2 separate regions of the Homo sapiens genome follow, and region 2 is linked to region 1. A link is a contact called in ENCODE Hi-C or POLR2A ChIA-PET data. All regions are on one chromosome and are shown on one strand. Each heading gives the region's core, a stretch centred on a gene start or an enhancer-like site at or near the end of the contact. The rest is flanking DNA. Distances are from core to core; before and after follow the strand shown.

Region 1 (5,978 bases), core at 310-2,809:
GTATTTTTAGTAGAGAAGGGTTTCACCATGTTGGCCAGGCTGGTCTCGAACCCCTGACCTCAGGTGATCCACCCACCTCGGCCTCCCAAAGTGCTGGGATTACAGGTGTGAGCCACCGCACTCGGGCATCATCTCCATTTTAAAAAACATTCATCAAATCAGGATCCAACCAACGTCCACACCTTGTATTGCCACCGAATTTCTCTTAAATCGTTTTGAAACTGCACACAGGTCCTCCTCCCTGCAATTCGCATAGCAACCAAGCTGATCCTCACTGACAATTTCCAAATAACTATAATAACTCTATTCTGGAGATATCACAAGTGCCGGTCTTAGAGCTTGTCAAATGTATACATATATGTTTATATTTATATATAAATGCACAAAAGCACACAAGAAACCATTTCACTCGAAGCAATAACAATCCTGAGAGCTAAACACTCGTTCATGTCTTTTGTGATGCTTCTCGGTGGGGGTTATCTCTGGGATTTAAGCGACACTTCCCCTTACCGGAGACATTTGCGCAAGTGTAGGACGAAGCGAGAGCGGTTCCTTCCAGCCGAACCTGCCTCCGGAGGCCCGGTCCGTGCGTTCGTCTCCGGACTGCAGGGGGCGGCCCTGCCACCACCTCGAGGCCACCTGCGCAGGTGAGAAAAGGAGTTTCAGTCTCCGGGTTCCTGGGGGTGGTCGCAGGTAATCTAGAGGGAATTTTGAGCCAGCCAGGATGGTCATCCAGGAACCTACCCGGACGCAACGGCCTCGGAAAACAAATAGCCGGGCAAGGCCCTGGGGCTTAATCCCAGTGGCGGGCGCGGGCGGGGGCGCCGTCCCCAACGCTCGAGGCCAGGGGAGGGGAGGCAAAGTCGGCCCCAATGAATGCACGCACGCGCGCGCGCGCGCGTGTGTGTGAGACTATTCACCTCTGGGCGCCAGGAAAGAGCGAAGAGTTGCATACACCCATTTCTATAACCTTGCTGGGTTTGTCATGTTTAAAAAGCATCTCCCCTGGAGAGAGGGTGGCGAGTCTCTGGGTGCGGGACACGCCCATTCCCCAGACCCCCTGCCCTCAAACCCACGACAGACCCCAGTTGCTAAGGCTCCGCGGTAATCCCCATCCCGAAGCAGGAAGGCTCGGGCGTCCGGGCTCCACTCCTGGATCTCTTAAGTAGCAGAGAACCCCCAGCCCCTGAGTTCCTGCAAAGGAAATTCCTTCCCCTCCCAGGCGCGCTGAACGCCCGGCCAGGGAGGCTGGGAGCGGCGCGGGGACCGTTCGCCGCCCCGAGGCTGGGACGCCGGTGGCGAGAGCGCCGGGCGCCCTCCACCTGCGCCCGCACTCACCCGAGGATCGATGGCTGTCGGCTCCGCAAGGTTGAGGCCCCGACACCTGCAGCGCCCGTGCCCAGGTGACCGCCCGAGGGAGGGGCGAGGGCCCAGCTCGCCCGCCTGGTCCCGCCCCGCCCCGCCCCGCCCCGCGCGCTCCCGGGAGGGGCAGGGGAGCACGGCCCCGGGACCCCGCGGCGACCCTGCTGTGGCTCAGCCGGCTCCAGACCAGGAAATGCGGGCGTCAGAGACGGGCAACCTTTGAGCGCGCACGTCCCGTCCGGGCCCAACGAAACAAGGGCCGGAGGGCGCCGCCTGCCGGCGGGACGGAAAGATATCACAGAGACTGTCACCCCCCGCCGGCTAGGAGAGGGCTGAGTTGAGGCTGGCAGAGGGACGCAGCCAGGGGTGCGCAGTGCGGGAGCCGCTTGGGGGCTCAGTGAGACCCCCTTCCTCATGCCACATCTTGAGGACCCGGCCCCTGTCCTAGGAGCTCCCCATCTCCCCAGCAGGCGGGCGAGCGGGGGCCACTGGGTCAGGGCCTCTCCTTCCCTTACCTCTGCAAATGTAAACTTGGCAGTTGTCTCCAGATAAGAGTTTACACAGGGTGGCCAGGCGGTGGCTCATGCCTGTAATCCTAGCACTTTGGGAGGTCAAGGTGGGCGGATCACTTGAGGTCAGGAGTTTGAGACCAGCCTGGCCAACATGGTCCACGTTGGTCCCCATGTCTACTAAAAATACAAAAATTAGCCGGGCTTGGTGGCACGCACCTGTAATCCCAGCTATTTGGGAAGCTGAGGCACGAGAATCGCTTGAACCCAGGAGGCGGAGGTTGCAGTGAGCTAAGACCGCACCACTGCACTCCAGCCTGGGCAGCAACAGCAAGACTCCGTATCAAAAAAAAAAAAAAAAAAAAAAAAAAAAAAAAAAAAGAGTATACACAGGGTGACAGAACTTCTTGAAACTTGTATGCTTCTAAGCAACCGCCTGCAGTGTACTGTGAATTCAGATTTTTAAATAAAAATCTGCAAATATTAAATAGCCCATATATTGCATTGCCTTTTTTGTGTCAACAGTGCTAATTTGTTGTCATTCAACAAATATTTGTTGAGCACCTACGACTTGCCGGTCATTTAAACATTTAAAATATCGAACAATTAGGCCAGCGCAGTGGCTCAAGCCTGTAATCCCAGCACTTTGGGAGGCCGAGGCGGGTGGATCACTTGAGGTCACGAGTTCAAGACCAGCCTGGCCAACATGGTGAAACCCTGCCTCTACTAAAAATACAAAAATTAGTTGGGCGTAATGGCACATGCCTGTAGTCCCAGCTACTTGGGAGGCTGAGGCAGGAGAATGACTTGAACCCAGGAGGCAGAGGTTGCAGTGAACCAAGATCACGCCATTACACTCCAGCCTGGGCAACAGAGACAGACTTCATCTGAAACAAATAAAATAAAATAAAATATTGCACAATTTCTTCCTTCTCCTCTTCACGCAGAGCCTTGAACAAGGGGAGTGTCCTGAGCCTCTCAACCTCTCTGAGTGTCATAGCAGTTAGAGATTAAAGATGACCATGTCCATACACGTTTGTATCTCTCCACAATGTCAGTCTTTTTTTTTTTTTAAATGCTATTTCAATCACAAAATCCAGGAGCTACATGGAGTTCCCAAGGAGGCAATTCTCCTTAGTCCTTCCCATTCACTCTGTAGTCAGAGCACATAGGTTCAAGCCACTCCATAAGTCAGTAAATATTGCAAACCATACATACTAGTATACTTAATCACTATACGAATGTTGTAGATTAAACATTCCACAACAAAGTAATATTTAACATCAAGACGAAGAAGAGGAGAAAGGGTTAATGAACCAGTCCAAAGGGAGGGAAGAAGACAAAGGGAGTCCTGGTCTGGGCCTGGTGGTCTTGCAAGGAAGAGTCTTTGATGTGGCAGAGCTTTCGGTGGCAAATTCTGAGTTCTTATCATGAGTGACTGCAAGACGGTGTTAGTGAAGACAGCCAAGCTGAAGGCTTCGCTCTTTTACAGTCAGAGGGTCCTCTGGTGAGAACTTATAGTGGATGAGTGTGCTTGTTTGTGTTCTTTTTTAAAATTTGTTCGTCAAGCAAAACATCTTATCCTTGTTAGCAAAGTGCCCATGAAATATAAAATGGAGGGTTTTTCTAAGATGGAATTAGTTACCTCAAGGGTGGTTTATACACTGAGAGTCTGGACTAGCCTTGCAAGGAACTCAGTAATTGCCCAAGGGTGCAAGAAGAACCCTGATAGAATTAAGTGTGGGTTGCTAGGGAGACTGAGGAGCAGCTTCACCTGGCCTGGAGTGGCAGAGAGAACTTCCTGGAGAAGTGCAGAGGCCAACTGAATCACAGAGGAGTACCGGGTTCAACGGGATGTGAGGTGCTTCCGCCAAGATTCCAACGTGTGCAAAGTGGGAAGTGGAAAGCCAGGCAGAGAGTTCATGTTCTAATAAGGGAATGGCAAGTGGGTCAGAAGACCTGAGAGGGAGAGGATGGGAGTTGAGTTAGAGCAGAGGGCATGGGGGCCAAATCATACTCATAACAAAAATAACCATCATCTAGGGAGTGGATAGTATAGAACAGGAGCTGGACATACATAACTTCAAACGAGCCTCACGCCAACCCTGCAAGGTAGGGTTATTACTCTCCTTTATAGAAGAGGAAAATGAGAGCCGGGCACAGTGGCTCACACCTGTAATCTCAGCACTTTGGGAGGCTGAGGTGGGCAGACTGCATGAGGTCAGAAGTTTGAGACCAGCCTGGCCAACATGGTGAAACCCCGTCTCTACTAAAAATACAAAAATTAGCCAGGCATGGTGGCGGGCGCCTGTAATCCCAGCTACTCAGGAAGCTGAGGCAGGAGAATCACTTGAACCTGGGAAGCGGAGGTTGCAGTGAGCTGAGATCACACCATTGCACTCCAGCCTGGGCGACAAGAGCGAGACTCTGTCTCAAAAAAAAAAAAAAAAAAAAAAAAGAAGAGGAAAATGAGACTGAGACCCAGGAAGGAGAGACATATTGCTAGTGACAAGGCTGGGGTAGGGTAGCTCTGAGCAGCCAGGCTGCCCTGTCAATGCCTCTCTCCAGGCGGATCTGGGAGGCTGGATTTATCTTCAAATACTTTCAGCATCCCCAAGTGCCTGCCACTCTCCCACCATTTCTTAAGCCGATGTCAACAACTGCCCTGAAGTCTCTCTGTCTAGAGATGATGTGTACATGGGTCCGCATACCAGACTCCTCCTGAGGGGAACTCTGTCTCAGGGGCTGGTGGAGGAACTGTGGCAGACAGAGACCTTGGTTGCTCCCCACTGTCCATTCTTTCCTTCTTCTGTAATAAAGTCATGTGCTGCAATGACATTCTGGTTAACAATGGATCACATCTACAACAGTGGCCTCACAAGGTTAGAATGGAGCTGACAAATTCCTATCACCTAGTGATATCTTGATGATACTGACCCTGTGTAGGCCTGCACCTTTGTTTTTAAGAAAAAAAGTTTAAAAGGTAAATAAATGCATTTTCAAAATGGGAAAAATAAGCTTATAGAATAAGAATAGAAGAAAATATTTTTGTACAGCTGAAACGTATTTGTGTTTTAAGGCGTATTATTACAAAAGAGTCAAAAAGTTAAAAAAAAATTTAAAGTTTACAAAGTAAAAAAGTTACAGTAAGCCAAGATTAACTTATTGTTAGTGTAGCCTAAATGTAGTGTTTATAAAGTCTGCGGTAGTGGACAGTAATATCCTAGGCCTTTTCATTCACTCACCCACAGCAACTTCCAGCCCTGCAAGCTCCATTCATGGTAAGTGCTCTATACGGGTATACCGTTTTTATCTTTTATATTGTATTTTTACTGTGCCTCTTCTATGTTTAGAGACATAAATTCTTACCGTTGTCTACAGTATTCAGTACAGTTGCCTACAGTATTCAGTACAGTCACATGCTGTGGAAGTTTGCAGCCTAGAAGCAATAGGCTATACCATATAACTTAGGTGTGTAGTAGGCTATACCATCTAAGTTTGTGTAAGTACACTCCATGTTCACAAAATGAAATTGCCTAAAGACGCATTTCTCAGAATGTATCCCTGTCATTAAGGGGCTGTAATAGAACTGAAGCTAAGCCCAGAGCTTCGTGGAACAAAGACTATCTTTCCCTGCCTCCTTGTAGCAAAATGCATCAACAGTGGTGCCCAGAGCTCCTAGAAATCCAGAGTCCAGTGGTACTTCCGAGGCGGCTTCTCCTCTCCCGACATCCCTGATCCGTCAGTTCTTTACGGGGCACTGCTAACTGCCTCCTCAAATCCATTCTCGCCTTCTTAACTTCTAAGAGAACCCAGATTTTGTACAGGGAGGCAATGTGCCAAGCTAAGATGCCCACTTTCGCGAGGTCATCGCAGGGGTGATCACATGACATGGTTCTGGCCAATGAGATGTAGGAGGAAATGGTCCCGTGACACAATTCTGGCCATTGAGATATAGGAGGACGTCAGCTGGCAAGTCCTGGGAAGGTTTTTGCTTTCCTGTTGCGGGTACTACCCCTTTTCTCAGCCTCCTGTTTCCTTCCTGCTTTGAGGTTGCTGTGAGGTTGCCTTGAGGCTGGAGGTGGAGCAGTAGTCTTAGACTCTGGG
Region 2 (5,869 bases), core at 968-3,467, 240 kb before region 1:
CATTGCCTGTTGAGAACATTTGTATCAGAGTTATAATGGGAAATGCTTTGCGTAGTACATTATATTTCTAACACCTAGTTGTACCTATAACGATTTAAAGATATTTTCCTAACATAAAAATATTTTAAGTTCTTAATATTTTTCAAATGTCATTCCAAACCAAATAATCTAACTATCCAGATTATATGGATGAATTTTGAGATAAGAGGGATGGTAATAAGAATGGGGAGGGAGTTGAAATCACAAAAACATCGAAGGATGTCTTAAAAAGGATACGATAACTTTTGGGTACAGAGGCAATAGAGATGCAGGAATTAAAAAAACACATTAACCTTGGTGACCAAGAGATTGGGGGTACCACTGACAGGGAACGTCAAGTGTGTGGCTAGGATAAGATTGACAAAGTTACTGGAGAGAACGATTGGGTTTTTCATGATAAATTCAGAAGTTATAATGAGACATCAAGATGAAAGAGTCTGCTGGAAGCTTGATACATAGAATGTAAGCTAGTGAGAGCACACATTCAGAGGCGTTTTTGGATGCTATAGACAGAAAACAAGCATGAAGTAGTTCAGCGAATGGAAGACATTCTTTTCCACAGAATACCAAGACCCCTTTGGGACGACAAAGTAAGCCTTAAAATTCATTCACAACTACAAATGTAAGCTTCTAGCAATTTACAGAGAAGCCTGAAGACAGTCTTTTATTAGATGCCTGCAAAATCATCAGCACACAATGGACCCATGAGAATAAAGTATGAAATCTCTGAAGTGAAGAATACCAAGAAAAGCAAATAGTAAATTTTGAGAAAGATAAAGAAACCCGCAAGCACAAAACTGAAAGAAGGGTATTAGAAAAACTGAGTGAGAATGACAACTTAAAAACTTAGAAATAATAATTTAGGCTGCGCACAGTGGCTCATGCCTGTATTTTCAGCACTTAGGGAGGCTGAAGCAGGTGGACTGATTGAGCCCAGGAGTTCAAGACCAGCCTGGGCAATGTGCCAAGAAACCTCATCTCTACCAAAATATACAAAAATTAGCCGGATGTTGGTGGTGTGCACTGTAGTCCCAGCTACCTGGGAGGCTGAGGTGGGAGGATCACCTGAGCCAGGCAGGTCAAGGTTGCAGTGAGCTGTGATTGTGCCAGTGCGCTCCAGCCTGCATCACAAAGTGAGACCCTGTCAATAATAGTAATAATAATAATAATTTGATTTGGTAACAAGGTGATAGTTTGTATATCTGACCCCTCCAAATCTCAAATCTCATGCTGAAATGTGATCCCTAGTGGGAGGTGTTTGGGTCACAGGGACAGATTCCTCATGAATGGCTTGGTGTGTTCCTGTGTAATGAGTGAGTTCAGAGTGTGGCACCTCCCCTGACTCCCTTGCTCCCTCTCTTGCCATGTGGCACACCTGCTTCCCCTTTGCCTTCTGCCAAGACTGAAAGCTTCCTGAGAAGCAGATGCTAGTGCAATACTTACTGATCAGCCTGCAGAACCGTGCACCAAATAAATCTTGTATAAATTACCCAGCCTTAGGTATTCCTTTATTCCTTCCTTCATTTATTTATTTATTTAAGAAAAGGTCTTGTTCTGTCACCCAGGCTGCAGTGCAGTGGCACGAACATAGCTCACTGCAGCCATGAACTCCTGGGCTCAAGTGATCCTCCTGCCTCAGTCTCCCAAGTAGCTGGGGCTACAGGCATGTGCCTCCAAACCCGGCTAATTTTTATTTATTTTTTGTAGACATGGAGGGTCTTGCTATGTTGCCAAGGCTGGTCCTGAACTACTGGCCTCAAATGATCCTCCCGGTCTAAAGTCCTAGGATTATAGGTGTGAGCTGCCACACCCAACCTTCAGGTATTCCTTTGTAACAACACAAAACAGACTAACACACAAGGGTAAATACAGCAGAGTGAAAAGAAACCAGGTTTGAGAAGGTTAAGAAAGAAGAGAAGTGTAAGAAAGTAAGTCAACACATAGACTTGAAATATGGCTAACTGGAAACTATAAGAGAGAATCAAGTGGAGCAAAAAAGATAGAGTTAACTTCACCGACACAATAATAAGGCTGAATGAAATGATAGACGCCACTTAACAGTGAAATGTCATCTTCAAAGGGCCTAAAAAAGAAGAAAACAGCTGACCTAGAATTCTCTATCCTGCAAAAGTAGCTCACAAAGTGAAAGTGAAAGAAAAACATTTTCAGACAAAGAAAAACTGAGTGGATCCATCACTACTAGGTGCTCACTAAAGGAAAAACTAAATTGAGTTCTTGAAGGAGAAAATGCATGATCTCAGATGGAGGAACAGACGTAGGAAGGAAAGAAAAACAAAAAGGGTAAAATGTGGGTAAATCTACATAAGGAGTAACTGTTTAAAAAAACAAATATACACACACACAGAATTTTAAACTCTGATAATAATAACACCCAAAGGCAGGAATGGAAAAGGAATGAATTTAAGGTGTGCCAAGGTCACTGCATCTTCTAGAGAAACAGTAAAAGTGTTATTTGTAATTTTCTTTTTTTTTTTTTTTTGAGACGGAGTCTCGCTCTTTCGCCCAGGCTGGAGTGCACTGGTACAGTCTCTGCTCACTGCAAGCTCCGCCTCCTGGGTTCACACCATTCTCCTGCCTCAGCCTCCCGAGCAGCTGGGACTACAGGCGCCTGCCACCGAGCCTGGCTAATTTTTTGTATTTTTAGTAGAGACTATGTTGCCTAGGCTGCTCTTGAACTCTCAGGCTCAATCCTTCCGCCTTAGCCTCTCAAAGTGCTGGGATTACATGTGTGAGCCATCACGCCCAAGTTGATTTTTTAGTAACAGCTATTCTGACTGGTGTGAGATGGTATCTCACTGTGGTTTTGATTTCTATTTCTCTGATAATTAGTGACGATGAGTGGTTTTTCATGTGTGTTGGCTGCTTATAGGTCTTATTTTGAGATATGTCTGTTCATGTCCTTTGCCCTTTTTTTTTTCTTTTTTTAAACAGTGTCTTGCTCTGTCGCCCAGGCTGGAGTGCAGTGGCATGATCTTGGCTCATTGTAATCTCCGCCTCCCCAGTTCCAATGATTTTCGTGCCTCAACCTCTTAAGTAGCTAGTATTATAGGTGTGTGCCACCACGCCCTAATTTTTTTTTTTTTTTTGTATTTTTAGTAGACATGGGGTTTCACTATGTCAGCCAGGCTGATCTCAAACTCCTGGCCTCAAGTGATCTGCCTGACTCTGCCTCCCAAAGTGCTGGGATTACTGGTGTAAGCCACCATGCCCAGCCCTTTGCTCATTTTTTAATGGGGTTGTTTTTTGCTGTTAAGTTCCTTATAAATTCTGGATATGAGATCTTTGTTGGATGTATAGTTTGTGACTATTTTCTCCCATTCTTTAGGTTGTCTGTTTATTGGTGGATTCTTTTGCTGCGTGGAAGCTCTGTAGTTTAATTAGGTCCCACTTGTCAATTTTTGGCTTTGTTGCAATTGTTTTCGGAGACTTAGCCAAAAATTCTTTGCCGGGGCCAATGTCGAGAGGATATTTCCTAGGTTTTCTTCTAGGATTTTTATAGTTTGAGGTATTACATTTAAATCTTTATTCCACCTTGAGTAAATTTTTGTATATTGTGATGAGGGTCCAGTGGTGACACATGCCTGTAGTCCCAGCTACCTGAGAGGCTGAGGTGGCTTGAACTCAAGAAGTTGAGGCTGTAGTGAGCCATCATTGCACCACTGCACGGGTGCCTGTGCAATAATCCTGTCTCACAAAAAAAATAAAAAGAAAAAAAAAAGTTAAAAAGAAAAAAAGACTTTTTCAGACAAACAGAACAAGAAACTAAAACATAACATCAAATAGGTGACTAACAGGTTTCTTCAAAATAATACAGGAGTGAGGGAAGTGAGTAGACAAAATAAGGCTAGACATGAATTGATAGCTGTTTTAACTAACAATAGATACAAGGGCTTTGTTATATTATTGTTTACTTTTATTTATGTTTCAAAGTTTTGGCTGGGCATGGTGGCTCATGCCTGTAATCCTAACACTTAGAGAGGCTGATTTGGGAGAACTGCTTGAGGCCAGGAGTTCGGGACTAGCTTGGGCAACATAGTGAGACTCTGTCTCTACAAAATAGAAAATGAAAAAATTAGCTGGGTGTGGTGGCACAGGGCTATAGTCCTAGCTACTCGGGAGGCTAAGGTGGGAAGATAACTTGAGCCCAGGAGTTTAAGGTTGCAGTGAGCCATAATCACACCACTGCACTCCAGCCTGGGCAACACAGCAAGACCCCAACTCAAAAAAAAAAAAAAAAAGAATGATACGGGAAAGAGAGGAGGCAGTGTGAACTAAATCTTTCATGTCCAGAAATACACAAAAATAAAAAATTGAAAAACAGAAATATAAATATTATGGACATAACTAGAAATGGTTTAAAAGGTTGCCAAGAAGCCAAACTGGGAGTGGAAGGTGGGAGACATGATTATCTTTTTCACTATAAGCTTTTTTCAAAAAACTGATTATTATTTTAATCAAATCATTTTAATTATTTGTTTTGTTTTAAAAACTGATAAAATACTTAATAGTCAAAAAAACAATGACAGTTAATATGTTTAATCATTTATTGTCTAAATAAGCAATTCAGGCACAAAACGGAAGGGTCTACTATATATTTTAAACAATACTACCAAGTATTTTAAACAGTATCCTTAAATACATTGTAATTTTCAGATTAAGCTATTTTAAAATGAAAATAAGTTATCCCACTAAATTATTTCCTAGTTTAAATTAGTAATTTAATTACTAAATTAAATCAGAATAAAACTCTGGAATCATTACAAATCATTTTTGCATTTCACCATTATGATCTAAAGTCTAAGCAGGTCAATATGTCATACTTTTAAACTCCTGAGCCTTATTAAAAAGCTAATGATATAATGTACAATAAGACAAATTATCTTACCTCTTTTTCTTCACCAACTTGATCCAAACTCTCATGACTTGAAGGATTATATGGAATTACTAAAAACCCAATACCAAACATTAAAAAAAAAAAAAAAAAAGGTGCAGGAGAAAAAAACAGCAACCATTAATGAGTTTGAAATAAAAATTGTCTCCTGATTTTTATTTTAGTTTTTACTTCTGAATAAATTTTCATTATTTAAAACTGACTATCTGTCCTACTAATAACAAATTGTATGTAAATACAATAGTTAAATCCTAATCTTTAGTGAGGGTAAAGAGAGCAAGCATCACAACCTGGTAGCCAAGTACTGCTTTTAACAAGTACTTTCGTTATTTTTAAAACATTTCTCTTCTTTACAAATTAATCAAACACTTCCTTCTAAACAAATGACTCTATAAGATATGTTTAAATTTTTTAGTATGACTAAGACATAGAGATACAGGACCTCTGGTTTTCACTTCTCACTCCATTGTACTCAGAATTTTCCTAACTACCACAATGGTCAAGTAAAGAACAGACAAGGATGGAACTTCTACTTCTTAAAGCTACTTGGGGCAAAAAAAAAAGAGCCTGCATTTCATAGAGTTGATCATTCTATGACTACGAGATTGCATTTTGTCTTTCCAGAAAAACTCCCTTGTTTTCCCTTTCTTGATTTAGTCCAGAGAAGATCATGCTGTTCTACCTCCTTGCACTGCTCTCCAAATTTCCCAGATACGTGTTTAAGGTTTTGTATCTATCTAACGTTTTCAGTTACACCATCTTCCTGGAATTTCCTATATTGCATCTCTCTATGTTTCACATAATTTCTACTTCTGATAATAAAGCTTTTAATAAAAACAAGTCACTTCAGCTGGGTGCCATGGCTCATGCCTGTAATCCCAGCACTTTGGGAGGCCAAGGCGGGTGGATTACTTGAGG

Evidence for each region. Hi-C counts contacts between places; a loop is a spot of excess contacts on that map. ChIA-PET counts read pairs that join two places held with the same protein, here RNA polymerase II (POLR2A). Pooled maps may share reads with other maps.
Region 2: a pooled map shows a loop between it and region 1 (5-fold over the local background). The contact joins the enhancer-like site here to the promoter of GPR160 in region 1. A Hi-C loop is called at or near these places in 5 of 50 pooled maps. POLR2A ChIA-PET finds 5 or more read pairs at or near these places in 2 of 52 experiments (CD4-positive, alpha-beta T cell and activated T-cell).

What each region holds. Positions count from the first base shown.
Region 1 is chr3:170,033,576-170,039,553 of GRCh38, reverse strand. GPR160 (G protein-coupled receptor 160) reads right to left here and starts at 1,559. Exons shown (of 4, transcript NM_014373.3): 1 at 1,339-1,559; 2 at 511-639. RefSeq lists silencers at 535-584, 745-794, 1,105-1,584 and an enhancer at 180-679.
Region 2 is chr3:170,274,364-170,280,232 of GRCh38, reverse strand. It overlaps PRKCI (protein kinase C iota), which reads right to left. Exons shown (of 18, transcript NM_002740.6): 8 at 4,946-5,004; 9 at 1-6. Among named protein-coding and RNA genes, the nearest start is that of PRKCI, 55 kb to the right of the region's middle. Within about 2 kb of position 2,217, at least 4 of the 41 ENCODE cell types and tissues checked have a DNase peak (open chromatin) inside an H3K27ac peak, as active enhancers do.